Linked DNA regions of Mus musculus: region 1 is linked to region 2. The links are chromatin loops, found by intact Hi-C in ENCODE. Cell type or tissue: gastrocnemius. All regions are shown on one strand.

Region 1 (8,000 bases), 68 kb after region 2:
GACAGAGTAATGTAGATGTCTGTGAGTTCAATACCAGCCTGGTTTATCTAGTGAGTTCTGGGACAGCCAAAGTTATAGAATTAAACTCAGTCTAAAAAAAATGGTAGAGACTGACAGTTACAATCATTTGTTCAATTTCACACAATGTAATATAGTTCATTCCTTTGATATACCTTGATGAAATTAATATCTAGGTTTCCTGTAGATATCACTGGGTTGTGGGGAAGATATCACTTCCTTACTTCCTTCCTTTATTTATTTACTTTGGTTTGTTGAGACAGGGTTTCTCTGTCCTGGCTGTCCTGGAACTCACTCTGTAGACCAGGCTGGCCTCGAACTCAGAAATCCGCCTGCCTCTGCCTCCCAATTGCTGGGATTAAAGGTGTGTGCCACCAGGACCAGAACTTGTTTTTCCTTTTAGCTATCCCAGTTAGGGGCTGGGATAGCATCTCGATGTCAGAGCACTTCTCTCAGCATACCCATGATCCTAGATAAAAGTGGGGCACGGAGGTGATCTATCTAGTGAGCTCAGGCCAGCCAGAACTATATAGTAAAACCCCTAGGGTGGTGGGGGGGAGAAGCAGAAACATAAAGAAAGCATACTGACGCCTAGAAATGTAATTCAGTTGGTAGAGTGTTTGCCTAGGAAGCACTGTGTCCTGGAGATGCTTACATTTGCCATGGTGGCACTAGTAGTTCCGGTGCTCAAAGGGTGGAGGCAGTAGCATCAGGCATTCACAGGTCATCTTCAGCTGCACAAAGTAGGAAGCCAGCTTGGGCAACATAAAACACTGTTTCAAAAGAAAAAAAAAAAGTTGTGTTGTTTGTTTGTTTTAAATAGCATTTTACATACATATCTCTCTCAAACACTCAGGGACTACAGGGACATTATCAGGTCATCTTCATCCTTAGAATCTCTGTGGATGACCTAACACAGTGCTTGGCATCCTGTCTGCAGCTAATAAATGTTAGCTGAAAGAGAGAGAGAGAAGAGAGAGGAGGGGGACAGAGGGCAGGGAGGGGGTGGAGGGAGGGGGAGAGAGGCAGTGGCTAGCGTGGTAGGGTGGAATCAGTAGGGTAGGCCAGGCCTTGATGGCTTCAGGATGTGCTGCCAAATCTGGAAAGTTTTCTTTTGGAGGGGGGTGGGTGCTGGAGAAGACAAGGGACGCTGAGCAGGCTCAGTCGATGCCCTTGGTGGGGGCTTGGCAAAGTCTGTGTCAAAGCAAAGTCAGTCTTAATGAAAGAGTGTAGACAGCCTTGGACTGCGGTCAGGAATCCTGGAATCTAGGGCAGGCAGCAGAAGAGAGGTGGAGGGCACAGTGTCCTGGAGAGCACAGGGTAGGGGCAGAGGAGGAGAAGGAGCCCCTGGAACAGCCTGAGCACACAAAGTCACCCGGAACTCAGCCCTCCTTGATGGATGCTCACCTTTGTTCAGACTCTTCAACCCATCCCCTGCGGTCGAACACCTGAGACATCCACTGGGTGACCTCTCATTACTTAGGTCTCCACTCCAGTGACATTACTTCATGGACGTTTCTGCCTTCCTCCCTCTACTCCAGTCTTGGCTCTTACTCCCTTTATAGTTACTTTTTTTTTTTTTTTTCTTTTTTGGTTTTTCGAGGAAGGGTTTCTCTGTATAGCCCTGGCTATCCTGGAACTCTGTAGACCAGGCTGGCCTTGAACTCAGAAATCTGCCTGCCCCTGCCTCCGGAATGCTGGGATTAAAGGTGTGTGCCACCATGCCCGGCTATAGTCACCTTTTGAAATGGTGCATTTTAGGGGAGTTGTTTTATTAGTTTTTGTTTGTTTTTGTTTTGAGACAGTTTTCACTATGTAGCTCTGGCTGGCTTAGTTAGACCAGACTGGCCTTGAACTCAAGGGATCCCCCTGCCTCTGCCTCCCAAGTAGTGGGATTAAAGGCATGCATACCACATCCAACCTTATTTAAAAAAAAAAATGTATACAGATATTTTTGCCTGCAGGGCTATGCACCAAGTATGTGCAGTACCCATAGAGGCTAAAAGGAGGTGTTGGGTCCCTTGGAACTGGAGTCATAGACCACTGTGAGCCACCACGTGGGTGCTGAGAAATGAATCTCAATCCTCTGGGAAAAACAGCAAATGCTCTTAACCTCTGAGCCACCTCTTCAGTCCCCTTGTTTTTTGAGATAGGGTCTCATGTACTCCAGATTAGACTTCCATTTATGTAGCTAAGGATGACCTTTGAAATCCTTGCTCCCAAGTGCTGGGATTACAGACTGAGCTACCAACCTAAGTATTATTTTGGTTTGTTTTGAGTTTTTAGGCAGGGTCTCTAAAGTCTAGGCTATCCTTTTGCCTTAGCCTCCCAAAGACTGAGATTTCAGGCATGAGCCACCCACTATTGGCTGGCATTATTTATTTCCTATATGGGTTAACTGTTCTCTTCCCACCATACTGTGAGAGCCACACCTGCCAAGGACTGTGAATGTGTCCATTTGACCAGAGTGGCCCCAGTGTCCAGAAACCAGAACAGTGGTAGGTACACAGTATCTATCAGTTGAATGAGCATGCCCCAGGTGGCCAAAGTTGACCTTAAACACAAACCAGAGATCAGAATGAATTTGGACTCCCTAGATTTCCTGAAGACTCTTCTGCCAACACTGCTGGCTGGGTGGAGGAGAGCCTACAGGAACAAAGTTGGGGAAAACAAGGCTGGGGGTGTGTGCTCTGTGCCTTTCACTACAGGGGCTTTGCTAGGGCCTCCTCAGTCTGGAGTCATCAAGGTGGTCCTGGCTGATCTCTGTGGAAGAGAATAGTGGGTCCAGGGAGTGAGATCCCATGGCTTTGGGTTACTGGGTGGCTGAAGCTGAGGATGTAGCTTGGTGGTTGGTTGAGTGCTTGTCTGCTATGCATGAAACCCTGGGTTTCTCTCTAGTACCCCACAAAACTAATTTGTTTACCCACACCTGTAATTACAGCACTCAAGAGCTAGAGGCAGAAGGAGCAGGGATGGGTGGGAGGCAATTCGAGGTCTTCCTTGACTACATATCAGTTTGAAGCCAGCCTGGAATACTTGAAATCCTTTCTCAAAAAGAGATGGGGGAGATGGAGGCGGAGGGGAGGTATGACTTAGATCCCAGCACCCAGGAAACAGAGGCAGGTGGATCTCTGTGAATCTGAGGCCAGCCTGTTTTACACAGTGAGTTTCAGGACAGCCAGAAGGTGAGGGATGGGAGGTAGGATGGATGACACAACAAAAATAAGTAAATAAATTTAAAATAAACCTTCTATTCTTATCACTTAGAGAGAGAGAGAGAGAGAGAGAGAGAGAGAGAGAGAGTAAAGAAATTGGAGGCTGGAGCCTTGGGACTCTCACTGGGTCTGGAAGGGCACAGCGGTCCACTCACTCCTGTGGCAGAGTCAGGCGAATTTTTGTGACTTCATGTGAGGTCAGCATGGTCTACATAGCAAGTTCAAGTTCCAGACCAGCAAGGGCTGCATAGTGAGACTCAGAGGCAGGACGGAGGGCTGGAGCCCGAGGACTCCTTGGCAGCTAGGACACAGTGAATCCGAAAAGAGCTGAAAGTTGGAGCCTGAGCCTTGGGCATTGAGGTTCCCTTGGAGAGTGAGGGCCACCATATTCGGTTTTGATTTTTAACAGACTGCTGCAGATATCCGGGTAGTGGGAGAGTGGGGGGGGGGGGCGGCATAGCATGTACACATTCTGGTTCCATCCCCAGCACCACAAAAACCAAACAAACAGACCCTGCAGGTCGATGTCAGTACAGGAAGGCCTCCTTCTAGAGGATAGCCATGAACTTCTGGAAGTCCTTCTCCACCTACACGCACCACGCCCACTTTACGCCTTGTTGCACGGTCCTACCATGGGTTTCCCGCTGGTAGACAAGCACTCTACCGCGGGAACAACTGCCCCAATCCCTCCCGAAACACTTTGATGGCAGAATTTTTTTCTGAATCTGCCTTTTCTTTCCAGTTGGAACCAGTACAAACTTTGTTTGTTTGTTTAGTGGAAAAATACAAACGCCTCTGGGACAGCAACAAAGACGAAGCTAGGAGAGTTGCTATTTTGACCCCCTCCGTCCCTCTTTTTGTCTCCTGTTTTGGCCATGCTGGAGACTGAACCCAGGGCCTCCCACAGGCAAGGAAAGCTTTTCACTCCGAGGTCTTTTTTATTCCTTCCCAATCTTTCCCAGAACTCCTGCCCTATCTCTGTGTGACACTCTTCCGCCCCCTGCTGCCCCTTCTCTGCACAGCAGTGGCCATGCCAAAGACCGGAATGACCGAGAAACAACTTTCTTTCTTTTTTTTTTTTTTTTTTTTTTTTTGGTTTTTCGAGACAGGGTTTCTCTGTAGCCCTGGCTGTCCTGGTACTCACTCTGTAGATCAGGCTGGCCTCGAACTCAGAAATCCGCCTGCCTCTGCCTCCCGAGTGCTGGTATTAAAGGCGTGCGCCACCATGCCCGGCGAGAAACAAATTTCTATACGACTTGAGAGATGGGAAGCTGGAGTCTCAGAGTGTGGGTGTTGAAGAAGAGGGTAGGTAGGCGCTCAGCTTCCAGAAAGTAGTGGTGTGTGTGTGTGTGTGTGTGTGTCCGTTGTTCCTGCTTCTCTGCTTCTGGGGCTCAGCCTAAGACGCCACATCCTCAGGAAAATCTCTTGCCTTCCTGGCTATGTCGTAGCCGTGTCGACTCTGTGCACTTTCGCACACATACATCTTCCAGTTATCCTTCTATCTGTTGCCCTTTGAAGCAAACCCGCCTTTCCTGTGGCTCCATGAGCATCCAAAGGAAGAACGGCTGTTTTGCTCTTCAATACATCTCACCGCTTGCCTCACTGTCTGGTCCACTACCAGAGCACAGCAAATATTTGTTGAATAAATGAAATCAGTTGCATCCAAAGTTCTTTTTTTATTTTTAAAGACAGGGTTTCATGTAGCCTGGGCTGGTCTCAAACATGTTATGTAGCCAAGGATAATCTTGAAGTCCCGATTCTCCCAACTTCACCTCTCCTGGCTTTAAAGATGTGTACCACCTTGTCTGCTTCTCAGAAGGGGCTAGTGGGAGGTGCGGGTATCGTTGCTAGGTCTCTGGGGGCAGCTGTGAGTCCAGATGTCCTGGCTTCTGCTCAGGGCCTGGTCTATGTCCAGTCTCTGTCCTTGTACCCAAAAGTCACTCAGGCAGAAGGAAGCAGAAGAACTCTCTCCTAGAGGAGGAAGATGGTGCAGACCGTCAGGATGGCTCAGACCCCGTAGCTCCCACCCCACAGTCTGAATTTCCGCAATAATTTCCTCACCCTTTTAAAGATTTCTTTTTTTAGACTGAGTTTTGCTATGTAGCCCAGGCTAGCCTTGCACATGCACTCTTCCTGCCTGAGCCTCCCCAGTGTTTGTTGATTGTGTGTGTGTGTGTGCACGCGCACACACACACACAAGCCTGCCCCCTTTCTATTCCACTTTTATTTTCTAGTTATAAAACCACAGGCCTCAGGCACTCAGTGCTTGAGCAACACCCCACAAGTCACCCCTCTCTTTCCTCCCAGTGATCTCGTTCCCCTCAGAATACCTTCTCTCTTCTTCAGCTAACATACTTCTAAGGCCTTCTCTTACCTGGTAAAGCCCCAAGGGAGAGATGGCCCTGAGGGTGGGACCAGAGTCTCCAGAGGGAGGCAGGTCTCAAAAGAGACATAGAAAGGACTTCCATCTTTGGTCCTTGGCTCAAGACCACTTTGACTCTATCCAGCGTCAGCTGAAGAGGGAGTCCCACGTCCAAGGGTAAAACTACCTTAGGTTCTGCCTCGGAAGACAGAACCACGCTCTGCAATGGGTGGGACAGAGATGGGCATTAAGACAGGAAAGAACGAGCCGCCTTGCAGTCCCACTAGCTACTGTGATTTTGCCTCTGATCTATATTCCCATGCAGTTTCCTGGTTTGACCTTCTGTGAAAAATCTCCAGACCGAAATAAACATGCATTCTAGGTAAAAGCTGTTTGCATTCTGTGGACAATGACAAGATATGTCCCAGGATTTCCCCTTAAGCCTTTCTACTCCTCAAAGCCCCCCTTGCCTCATTTTCCCATAATCCACTAAATACAGCCAGCATCCGACCCTGTCCCTTTACTTGGTTTTGGAGGTGAATGTTAAGCCAAGAAGAATTTGTTCCTGTTCCAAGAGCAAGGAGTTGTCCTGAGCCATCCACCAGCTTAAATCCTAGCTCCAGAGAAAAGGTCCAGGGGTCTGCATGAGGCTGGGGAATGTCTAGAGAGAGAGAGAGAGGGAGAGAGAGAGAGAGGGAGAGAGAGAGAGAGAGAGAGAATCCTTCTTAGGCCTTAAGACGGGTTTTATGGAGAGATGAGCACAGTGTTAAAGAGAGACAGCAGAAGGCAGAGCTGGCCATAGAGGAGAAAGAGACTTTTAAAAGTCCACCTTGGAGACTGAATTCTGCGTGGGTCCCTGGAGGGAAGAACAGTCCAGGTTGCAGGTCCACATCACAGTTTCCCAGGCTAGTGCGGGGAGAGGCTGAGAGCTGGGCCTGGTGGCCCAGCCAGATATCTCGCCGAATACAGCCGTCCAGGGCAGGCACGAGCTGAAGGGGGTGGGAGTGGAAGGAAAGGAAATTATTGGGAGGTGGAATTAGGGCATCTGAGCCCCAAAAACTATAGCAAATTTCCTCTGAAATATAAGTGTTTAGCTCTTCCCCATGTAGCTTTTGCTGGATGGACCTCCCTCTCCCTAAAACCTGAACTGAGATTTCCACAGCTTAGCCCTGGGATATAGTTACCGGAAACCGAAGTTTGGAAGTAGGGAGGAGGAGCCCCCCTAGTGCAATCCTCATGCTGCGCTGGGAGTGGTCAGCCAGGGATGCAGAGATTTGTCTCAGGCATAGCATCTCCTTCCCATCCACCCACAGCAGCAGTGAATCCCCGTTCATCTTCAGCTCCACCTACAGGAGGTGGTCAGAAGCAGAGTGAGAGGGTCCTGACCCTGTCTCCGGGCAGCCGAGTACAGCTGAAAGAAGATGCTCTGGAACATGGGTGCTTGGCTCACTCAGACTGTGTCACTGACATACTGACTCAGCCTTGGGATTCCCATCTGATGAAACTAGGACAAGAATAGCCACTTCCCAGGGATTGTGTGTCGCCGAGACAGACGACCAGGCTGAAGGGACACTCCTGCTCTCCCCCAGATGACATCAAGGTGACCCCTCCCCACGAAGGCAGAGTTCTCTTACCGGGTGCCATCTCCCATCGTCCAGCCGAGGACCAAAGCCTACTGTGAGCCGAGCCCAGGCATTGTGTAGCTGGATTTCAAGCTGGCCAGCTCGCAGTCCCAGCAGGAACCAGTCATCTTCAGTGTTGGTGTCCCCATAAAAAATCACTCCCTCTGGATCCCAGGTTCGAAACTCAAAGGAGGAATGGGGTCTGGAAAGACACAGAAAGGAAGACTGGATATGGGGTGTGGGGGGCTTCCAGTGTTGGGGGAAGAGGAATTCAGGGAGAAAACGGATAGGTGAAGGGAGAGAGCAGGTGGGGTGGGAACAGGAGGTCAGAGGACTGGATTAAGAGGCCCAGTGGCTCCCATACTTGCTGATTTTGGTGAGGTCAATGGTCATAACCATGACAGGCTCTTGTCCTGGGCCATTGCTGAGGTACTTAGCAGGAGGGTCCTGGGCACTCTGTCAGGAAAAAAAAAAAAAAAAAGCTGACCAAAGACATTTCAGAGACAGAAAGGTACAGTTCCAGGGTCAGAGGAGGAGAGAAAGGGGAAGGGGAAAGGCAGGGCTAAGATGAAGCTCATTTAAGCACACAGAAGCTGAGAATTCTATCTCCTTCTTGCACCTGGATAGGGTCAATGTGTCTCAGGGCCCGTCCCTGGTGGGTGGGAGGCGGCATCAGTAGTAGCAACAGCAGAAGCAGTCGCCAATGCAAGGCCACAGAGTCTCTCTTCTCCATAGTTAGCAGCTATCCACCCAGTGGCTCAGACTATCTGAAAACCAGTGGGG
Region 2 (8,000 bases):
TAAATAAATAAATACATAAATAAATAACAAATCTTGGGGCAGGAGCAAGTGGGACCAAAGCAAGCAGAAGTCCTGAGTTCAATTCCCAGCAACCACACATGGTTCACAACCATCTGTATAGCTACAGTGTATTCATATACATAAAATAAATAAATCTTTAAAAAAAAAAAGCCAGGGGTGGTGACACACCCCTTTAATTCCAGCACTCTGGAGGCAGAAGCAGGTAGATTTCTGTGAGTTCAAGGCCAGCCTGATCTATAGTTCAGAGAAAGTTCAAGGATAGTCAGGACTACATAGAGAAACCCTGTCTGGGGAGAGGACGGGGGGGGGGGGGGGGGGGGGGGACACGGACCGGTTTTCTGTGGTATAGGAAGACTGGTGCATCCATTTTGAAACATTTTCTCTTTGTTTCTCAGAAGGTTCTCCAAACAACACCTTCCCTGCTGTCTGCCCTAGCTCCTGGTACCAGGCTTCTTGGAGCTAGTCAATTTTAAACTGTTTTGAACTGAGCACATGAGACATCAGAGATGATAATATTGCATGTTTCTAAAAGGCTATACATAGATCCTAGACTGAGTTCATGGGCCTTTCCCTAGACCTGCACTTCATCTCCTAACCCTTACGGGCAACATCAGTAAGGAGCCAGGAAAGGCGCAGGTCTACACTCCCACAACTCGGGAGACTGAAAACGAAAGGTCAAAAATTCAAAGCAAGAGCCAGAGTTCAAAGCCCTCCTGGGACATATAAGAAAACTCCATCTCAGTGTGAGTGAGTGAGTGAGTGAGTGTGTGTGTGTGTGTGTGTGTGTGTGTGTGTGTGTGTGTGTGTGTGTGTGGCTAGCACACCTACAGCCCTAAGCCTATTCCCACTATCCCATTACAGTGGATTCTCTCTGGGGACACAGCTCCGTGGGAGAGCGCTCGCCTAACATGCATGAGGCCTTGGGTTGAGCCCTCAACACTAAAGGAAAAAAGAGACACGGGGATGGATGAGCACATAAGGGTACTCATCACCAAGCCCAACCACATGAGTGTGATCCCTGGACCCCATGGGCTAAGAGGAAAGAACCAACTCCCACAAGCTGTCCTCCAACCTCTACATATGCACCATGATATGAGCAGGCTCACCCATCCCTCCACAAGATAATTAAATAATTAGGGGCTGGAGAGATTATTTCATGGTTAAGAGCACTGCTTTCTCTTCCAGAGAACCTAGGTTTGATTTCAGCAGCCAAGTGGGGGCTCACCATCTACACTGGAGCCCCAGGGGAATCTGATGTTCTGGCCTCCACCAGATATATGGCATGGGGTGCTCGGACCAACATTCAGGCAAAACAACTATACATATAATAAAATAGTAGTAGTAATAATAAAATACTTATTAAATAAAATTTTAGAAGTCAACAGGAGAAGATTCTATTTCTCTTCATCCTTACAGGACACTAGCAATACCAACAAGCCCCGCGTTTTAAAAGGTGAGGTCTACACCTGGCTCACAGCCTCAGGCCGTTGGACAGGATCTAAAGGGAAAGCAACCGACAGCAACCAAGACCCCAACCCCTCCAACCACTCTGGCTCCAGGATCAACTCCACAAGAGGCAGCTCTTTGTTCCCTCCATGTAGGCTTCTTTTCCTGTCACCCTGAACCTGAACCTCCACAATCTACCAAGTCTCTGCCAAGCTGAGGAAGAAAACACAGGAGCTTTCAACAGATGGTGGAACGCATCAGCCGGGCTTAGGAATCAAAGGGTGGCGAAGCAGGCTGGGTCTCCATGGTGATGGGCTTAATGGAAGAAAAACACTATTTGTTTTGCCACCCAGGGTGAAAATAGGAAAAAGGAAGAGATCAAACCCTCTACAGTGGGGTGGGAACAACCAGAAACACTTGAAATAAGGAAGAGGCTAGAGAAAGAACTGGCTGGTGAATTCCTGGTACACTGATGGGAGATTTTAAAAAACAGAATAAATAGCGGGCTGACCAGGAAGAAGGCACGTGCACATATCAAGAGGAAAGAAAAGAGAAGGATGGAGGCTCTGTGGAAGCCTTAGATACACTATCACATCTGTCCTGCTTCGTGGTCCTGCGCCCTAGCCCCAAGATACTCCTGAGTTGGGCATGGTGGTGCCCCCTTTAATCCCAGGGCTTGTGAGGCAAAGGGAGGCAGATCCCTGATGAATGCCAGGCCCGCCTGCTGTACCTAGCCAGTTTGAGACCACCCAGAGCTACACAGAGAGACCCTGTCTCAGGAAAAAAAAAAAAAAAAGCTCTCAAAAGCCTCTCTACTTCTGCCCACGGTCCATTTCTAAGTCCCCTCCGTCCCAGCAAGTACTCACCAGAGTCCTCCTTGCCAGACTCGGGCTCTGGCTCCTGACCATCAGGGAGCAGGGAAGCCTCTGTAGCTCCTGGGCCTGCAGTGGACTGAGGAGCTCGGACAACTCGGCCTGCCCGGGCGCCTCCCCGGCCAGCCACTTTTCGCTTCTTCTCGGCTTTGCTAGCCATCTTGAAGGCAAAACCTGCAGGTACACGGGGGCAGGAAGTCCACCTCCAGATCCCACCTCTAACCCAGCCTCCAGGTACACATGTTCCCTCTGGACTCAGAAACTTGAGTGGGACACCTTAGATGATCATCTTTTCTGGGGGTACCCTGCTGTACCCTCGGAGCATACCCAATAGAACCTTGGCTCCCAAGGGTCACAGCTCAGTGGTAAAGTGCTTGCTTGGAATGTGTATACAAGGCCCTGGGTTAGGCTCCAAACACCCAATTTAAGAAGGGAGGGGGACCATGGAGGCCTCTCTTCTTCCCTGGGATAACCCAAACTCTTCACAGAATCAGATTAAAAGTCAAAGCCCCGGGCAGGCTAGAGGGCTCAGAACGTTAAGGTGCTTGCCAACCAGTCTAAGGGCCTGAGTTCAATCCCTGGGGTTCATGTGGTATAGAGTGCACATGCACAAGTGTTCTCTGCCCTGCAAGTACACACCACGGCATGCACACACACACATACACACACACAAACTGCAAGTAGGGGAAATCAAGGTCTCATAAGCCATTAGGAATAAACAAATAACAGACACAGGAACTGAAAAGATAGCTTTCTCCTCGTCAGGACCACAAGAGTTTGGTTCCCCAGCACCAGGTGACTCACAACTGTCTGTAACTCCAGTTCCTAGTGATCTGACTCCCTTCTTTGGGTATCTACACACGTTTGCATACATATATATGTACATATACATTAAATATATATATATATATATACACACACACACATACATACACATACACACATACACACACACATATATATATATCAGAAACCGCACTAAGGGAGGTTATGGAAAACGTCTATGTTCACCCAGGCCTTCAGCTACACTATCCTGCAGTCTCCTGAATAAGAGAAGGCACAGTCCCGGTGATTGCCACCATCGTCGCTGTTACTGTGTCAAGTCACTGAGGCAAACCCAGATGATTTTCCTATGTAGCTCCTCTCCTCCTCACTTAAAAAAAAAAATGTTCTTCCCACCACACTGAGATCTCAGCAGCCTTAAACAAAGACCGTGTGCACAAGTCTCTTTAGTCTTTAATTGCTTAGAGGTGGGGAGCCTGGTTAGTGTGGACTGTGGTTTCTTAGGCCTGTTGGTTGAGTCTATGCTAAGTACACAATTTCAGGATCACCAGATTCCAAATGTCCTTAGGAACAACCAAGAAGGACAAAAGCCACCCAGTAATGAATGTCAAATTATGCAATGGTGAAAAAAAAGAAACTGAGGACATGAGGAAGACCCAGTGGGCAAAAAAAAAAAAAAAAAGCAACTAAGTCAGGAGCACAGAATCTCCTGAACACACTGTAGAATGCTGGGCGCTCCCTCTTCCTCCTCAAGAGCCTGGCAGCCACCTGTGGCTGCCTTGCCTCATCCCCACAGGCTGCCACAGGCATTGATCACCGGGTTATGAATTTCAAACTTGAAGGATTTGTACTTTGCTCCAAGGAAAAACGTTCTGTTAGGCCAACAAATCAATAAAACCAACTACAAGAGCGCGGTTTCCTCCATCAGCCTCAGGGGGAAGCATCTAGCTCCCCTAAGCCTCACACTGGAGCCTCTGGAGACAGAAACCACACTGCAGACACCGGGAGACACTGTTCCAGCCTGGGGCTCACTGGGGTTACTGGAAATACCTCAGGGCCCGCTTGCTCCTCAAACTGGTCACCAGTAGGCAGTCTCCCTCACAACTTCTTGCCCACACAACTGTTCCCCCTTCACTGCACCCCGAATTGCCCTTCTTCTTCCCAGTCACAAATGTTCCTTGCTCCCCTCTCCCCCTACAACCACCCCAGCTCGGCTGCTGCTCCTCCCCTACAGCTGCCCCCTTCTCCCCAGCATTCTTTCCTTCCCTCTGTCCCGACACACACCTCACAAGGTCGACCCTCTCCTCCCTAGACAGACGGTTGGGTCACACCAACCAAGAAGCTGCCCCGCGTGGCCCTCCCAGGCCCGCGCCTGCATGCACGCGTCGCCATGGCAACTCGGGGCCGGGAGAGTAAGTGGCGGGTCTGCGGACACTGCGCAGGCGCACTGCTCCGCGGCCCCACCCCACGAGAGTCTTTCCCGCGTGGATCTGAGACTAAAGGGCAAGGGGGGGCGCGGCTAGGGTTTCGAGAGCTACTAAATCTGGGAGCCGAAGGTGCGGGGGACGGCTCCCGCCTGGATTTGAGGACTATGCTGGAAGAGCTGGGACTGAAAACAATGAGACACGGTCTCGCAGGATGTGGAAAAGACAGGGGGACCCAAACGCCCGACCCCGGCCCCCAGGTGTGTGGGCTCCGGCCTGCACGGGTCCAGCAGGTGGCGCTCGGGGTCCCGCCTGCGAGACTCGTTCACCTTCTAGAAAACTCTCCAGGATTTCCAAACAGCCAGGGCTGCAGCTGGGTCCAGGGGAAAAACCGGGGCTGGAGCACCCCTGCCCTCCCGCTGCTCCCGCTTCTTAGCCCGGATTGGGGTCTAGGATTGCTGGGAGGCACGGGGCGGGGGCGGGGGGGAACGGGTGAAGGCTGGAACTGGAATTTTTTTTTTTTTTTTAATCTGAGGATTGGCTTTGAAAAGCGTTGCTGGTTTGGGGGGCAAACGAGAGGCGGGGACTCCCCTGGGGAAGGTGACCCGGCCTGGGAGGAGCTTTGCTCTCCATAAGAACAAAGGCTGCGTCCCAGAGCAGCTTGGAGATCATTGGAGGGGCAGAACTGAGTGGGTGCTAGGGGGCGCTGCGTGTCCTGGTGGCTGGAAGGTGGAAAAGACAGCTGTACCCGAGGTCGCAAGACGCTTTGGGGAGACGTGGGAAATGCCACGAGGAAGCAGAATCATGGGAATAGGGAGGCGCCCTCCCTGCTTCCATCAATAGTGCCTAATTAAGACAAAGCCAGCAGCGAGCCCACTGATTACATTTCCATGAGGAGCTAAATTGATGACATTTTCTTTGCTGGATATGAAGAGACGCTGGCACCTCAGTTCTACCATTTTCACACCTGACAGGTCTCATTTAGCCAGTCTGGTCCTGCCGGAAGTGGCAGTCCCTGGTACTCCTGGAAGCCAATGCATTTATCTACACCCTGACCCAAGCCACCACTTCCATAATCGACCATTCCTCTCTTACTTACACCAACACCAATACCAACACCTTCCCCGTTCGCCATGTAGCTCAAGCTGGCCTCAAACTCTCAAACTTTGAGTCTTGCCTCTGCCTCTTGGGTGCTGGAATTATGGGGGTGTGCTGCCACATCTAGCTGCCGCCATTATCCTGAAGATGAGTTTCTGAGCTCTGATTTGTGTGGTCTTTGGCCCAGCCCAGACTCCTGTTGCTGAGAGAGCAGGGACTGAAGGAAAGAGGCTGCGCCACACCCTAAAACCAACAGCTGCACAGTACACGGGGCTGGGATGGAACTCATAGGTAATCTTCCAGCCAGATGGTAAAGAGGGGTGATGTGACTGGTCAGAATCCCGAGGGAAAAGTCCCAAAGGACTGAAAATTTGTGGGGAGGCTTGGGATGGGGATCCTCAAGGGCAGGTTCATAAATCCCTCAGGGAAAGGAACTTTGCATAGACCCTTTTTCTCTTCTGACTCCCCTCTCAACGGTGGCTGTGCCTAGGGATCCCAGCCCCCCACATTATGCTAAATAGGTAATCAAACATCTTGCTTTGCTAATTACTGCTCAATCCGATTAAACGCCGCTGAAGCTCATCAGCAGAGGTGGAGGTAAAGGGAGGGGGGGGGCGCAGCCACAGCTGTGATGGGATGCTTGTCCCTAGGGGCTGTAGGGGACAGCTGAGAAACAACCAGAGTAGCAAGTCTAAGCACATCCCAAAGGAAAGGGACTGAGCAGTTGTACCCTGAGATCGGTCCCTTAGCCTGGGCCACCTCAACTATAGGCGTTTCTCTCCTCCCAGAGCCTTATCACCCTCAGAACCCAGGCACCCGGCCATTCCCACAGTCACCCACACACACCCCTGTCCCAGATTTAATAAGGTCTGTTCTCCCACTGTCAATATTTGATTTCTCAGAGCCATCTCCACGGAGAAGAGGGGCCTCGGTCCTTCTTCCCCCCTACCTTGGTCCTTTTGGGCCCAGTCCTAGTCCCTTTGTGCTCCCAACCTTCTCTGAACTTACTGACTTAATGAAATGATATTAAAGTCTTAAGCAACTCCAAGAAGAATGGTTGCTATGGTAAAGGGAGTGGGCAGGACGCCTGGGTCCCTGAGGGGTGTAAGGGCTGAGAGGGAGAGGGAGCCAGAAGCTAAGACCTAGAAGTCACAGCCCCCTACCCCCACCCTCCAACCCCCGTGGGTAATAGCAAACTTTGGATGAGGTGGGTGCCATACCTCTAGATCTTCGTGAGAAGCAGGGAATAAGGTGGGTGCTAGGAGAAGCTGGAAGGACAGATGTTCAAGGGGTCAGGGTCTTACCCGCCACTGGCTGACCTGAGTATCCATTAGGAGAGAGGGATCAGTGTGGGAGACGGGGCCTCTGTGCCAGCAACCGCCCTGCTGACCCTGCCCTGGACCAGTTCCGTGAGAACCAGAGTGGATTCTTCAACAACCCTGACTCATCTCTCTGCCCCCTTTCCCCACCAGCAGCCCCCCCACAGGTGATTTGTAGCTGAGGCCACCCCCCTCCAGTGGCATGAGCCAGGAAAGAGTCATTCCATGACAAGAAGAACTGAGGGCTTCCAAAGAGAACTCGGGCCAATGGGTGGAAACCGAAGCCCCACCCCGGCTCCCCACATCCATCCCCTTCTCACTCCCCTGGGGACCCTGGCCCAGCCCCAGTCCCCTTGGGGTGGTGGGAATGCAGGGACATTTGGCTGTGGCTGATTGATGAGGGAGGAGGAAGCCCGTGCGCACGAAGGCTGCTGTTTGCTGAGCACACAGATTCCTCCCCACTCACCAGCTGCTGCCCCCTGAGGCTGCTCGTGGGCACCCCCACCCCACCAGTCAGTGCCACTGGGGGAGCTGATGCCTAAGTTCCTGATAGAGAACCAGGAAACGGACTGCTTCAATTCCCTCATGAGAATCACAGCTGCCTCGAACCTGGTTGTTTTGAACTCCCTCCGGACACCTGCCCTGCCACATACGTGACTCTTGTACTCAGTAGTGGCCATTCATTCTGTGTCTTTCTTTCTTGCCCTACTTATCACCCCAAGTCCAGGCAAGCCAGTACCCTGCCTCCGAACCACCCCACATCTCTTTCCCCCGCCTGCCTGCAGACCTTGAACATCTTCCTGGGAAGGGGGAGACCCGAGTCTGTGGGTGCCCACTTTCCCGTTAGGAAGAAGCCCCACATTTCATTCTAACTTAAATCTCAGTTTGCAACATCAAACATTATCCACCAGATATTTTTATTGCAGTCTTGTGTGTTGGCTCAGCGAGTTAAGGCACCTGCTGCAAAGCCTGAGAAGCAATGTTCCATCCTGTGGAGCCACGCGGTAGAACAGACCCTGGCAACTTGGCCCCTGCCC

Evidence for each region. A loop is a pair of places that touch in the nucleus more often than their neighbours do. Peaks named below come from ENCODE experiments on the same cell type or tissue, not always from the same donor. Only the 100,000 strongest peaks of a DNase experiment are listed, where the experiment ranks them.
Region 1: a loop joins it to region 2, with 10 times the contacts of the local background. A loop is called at or near these places in 16 of 42 quality-filtered maps.

The regions. Positions count from the first base shown.
Region 1 is chr11:69,609,913-69,617,912 of GRCm38, forward strand. Shbg (sex hormone binding globulin) reads right to left here and starts at 7,993. Exons shown (of 8, transcript NM_011367.2): 1 at 7,837-7,993; 2 at 7,582-7,673; 3 at 7,230-7,419; 4 at 6,780-6,941; 5 at 6,425-6,584; 6 at 6,120-6,256; 7 at 5,608-5,815; 8 at 4,904-5,204. The coding sequence starts at 7,950. The coding sequence ends at 5,056. In gastrocnemius, CTCF peaks have their summits at 4,235 (motif pointing left) and 6,951 (motif pointing left); DNase peaks (open chromatin) are centred at 1,190 and 4,229; H3K4me3 peaks cover 842 bases; H3K27ac peaks cover 1,315 bases.
Region 2 is chr11:69,542,044-69,550,043 of GRCm38, forward strand. It overlaps Dnah2 (dynein, axonemal, heavy chain 2), which reads right to left and starts at 7,065. Exons shown (of 86, transcript NM_001081330.1): 1 at 6,949-7,065; 2 at 2,334-2,513. The coding sequence starts at 2,499. In gastrocnemius, CTCF peaks have their summits at 4,821 (motif pointing right) and 5,267; DNase peaks (open chromatin) are centred at 4,580, 4,833 and 5,180; H3K4me3 peaks cover 1,463 bases; H3K27ac peaks cover 1,238 bases.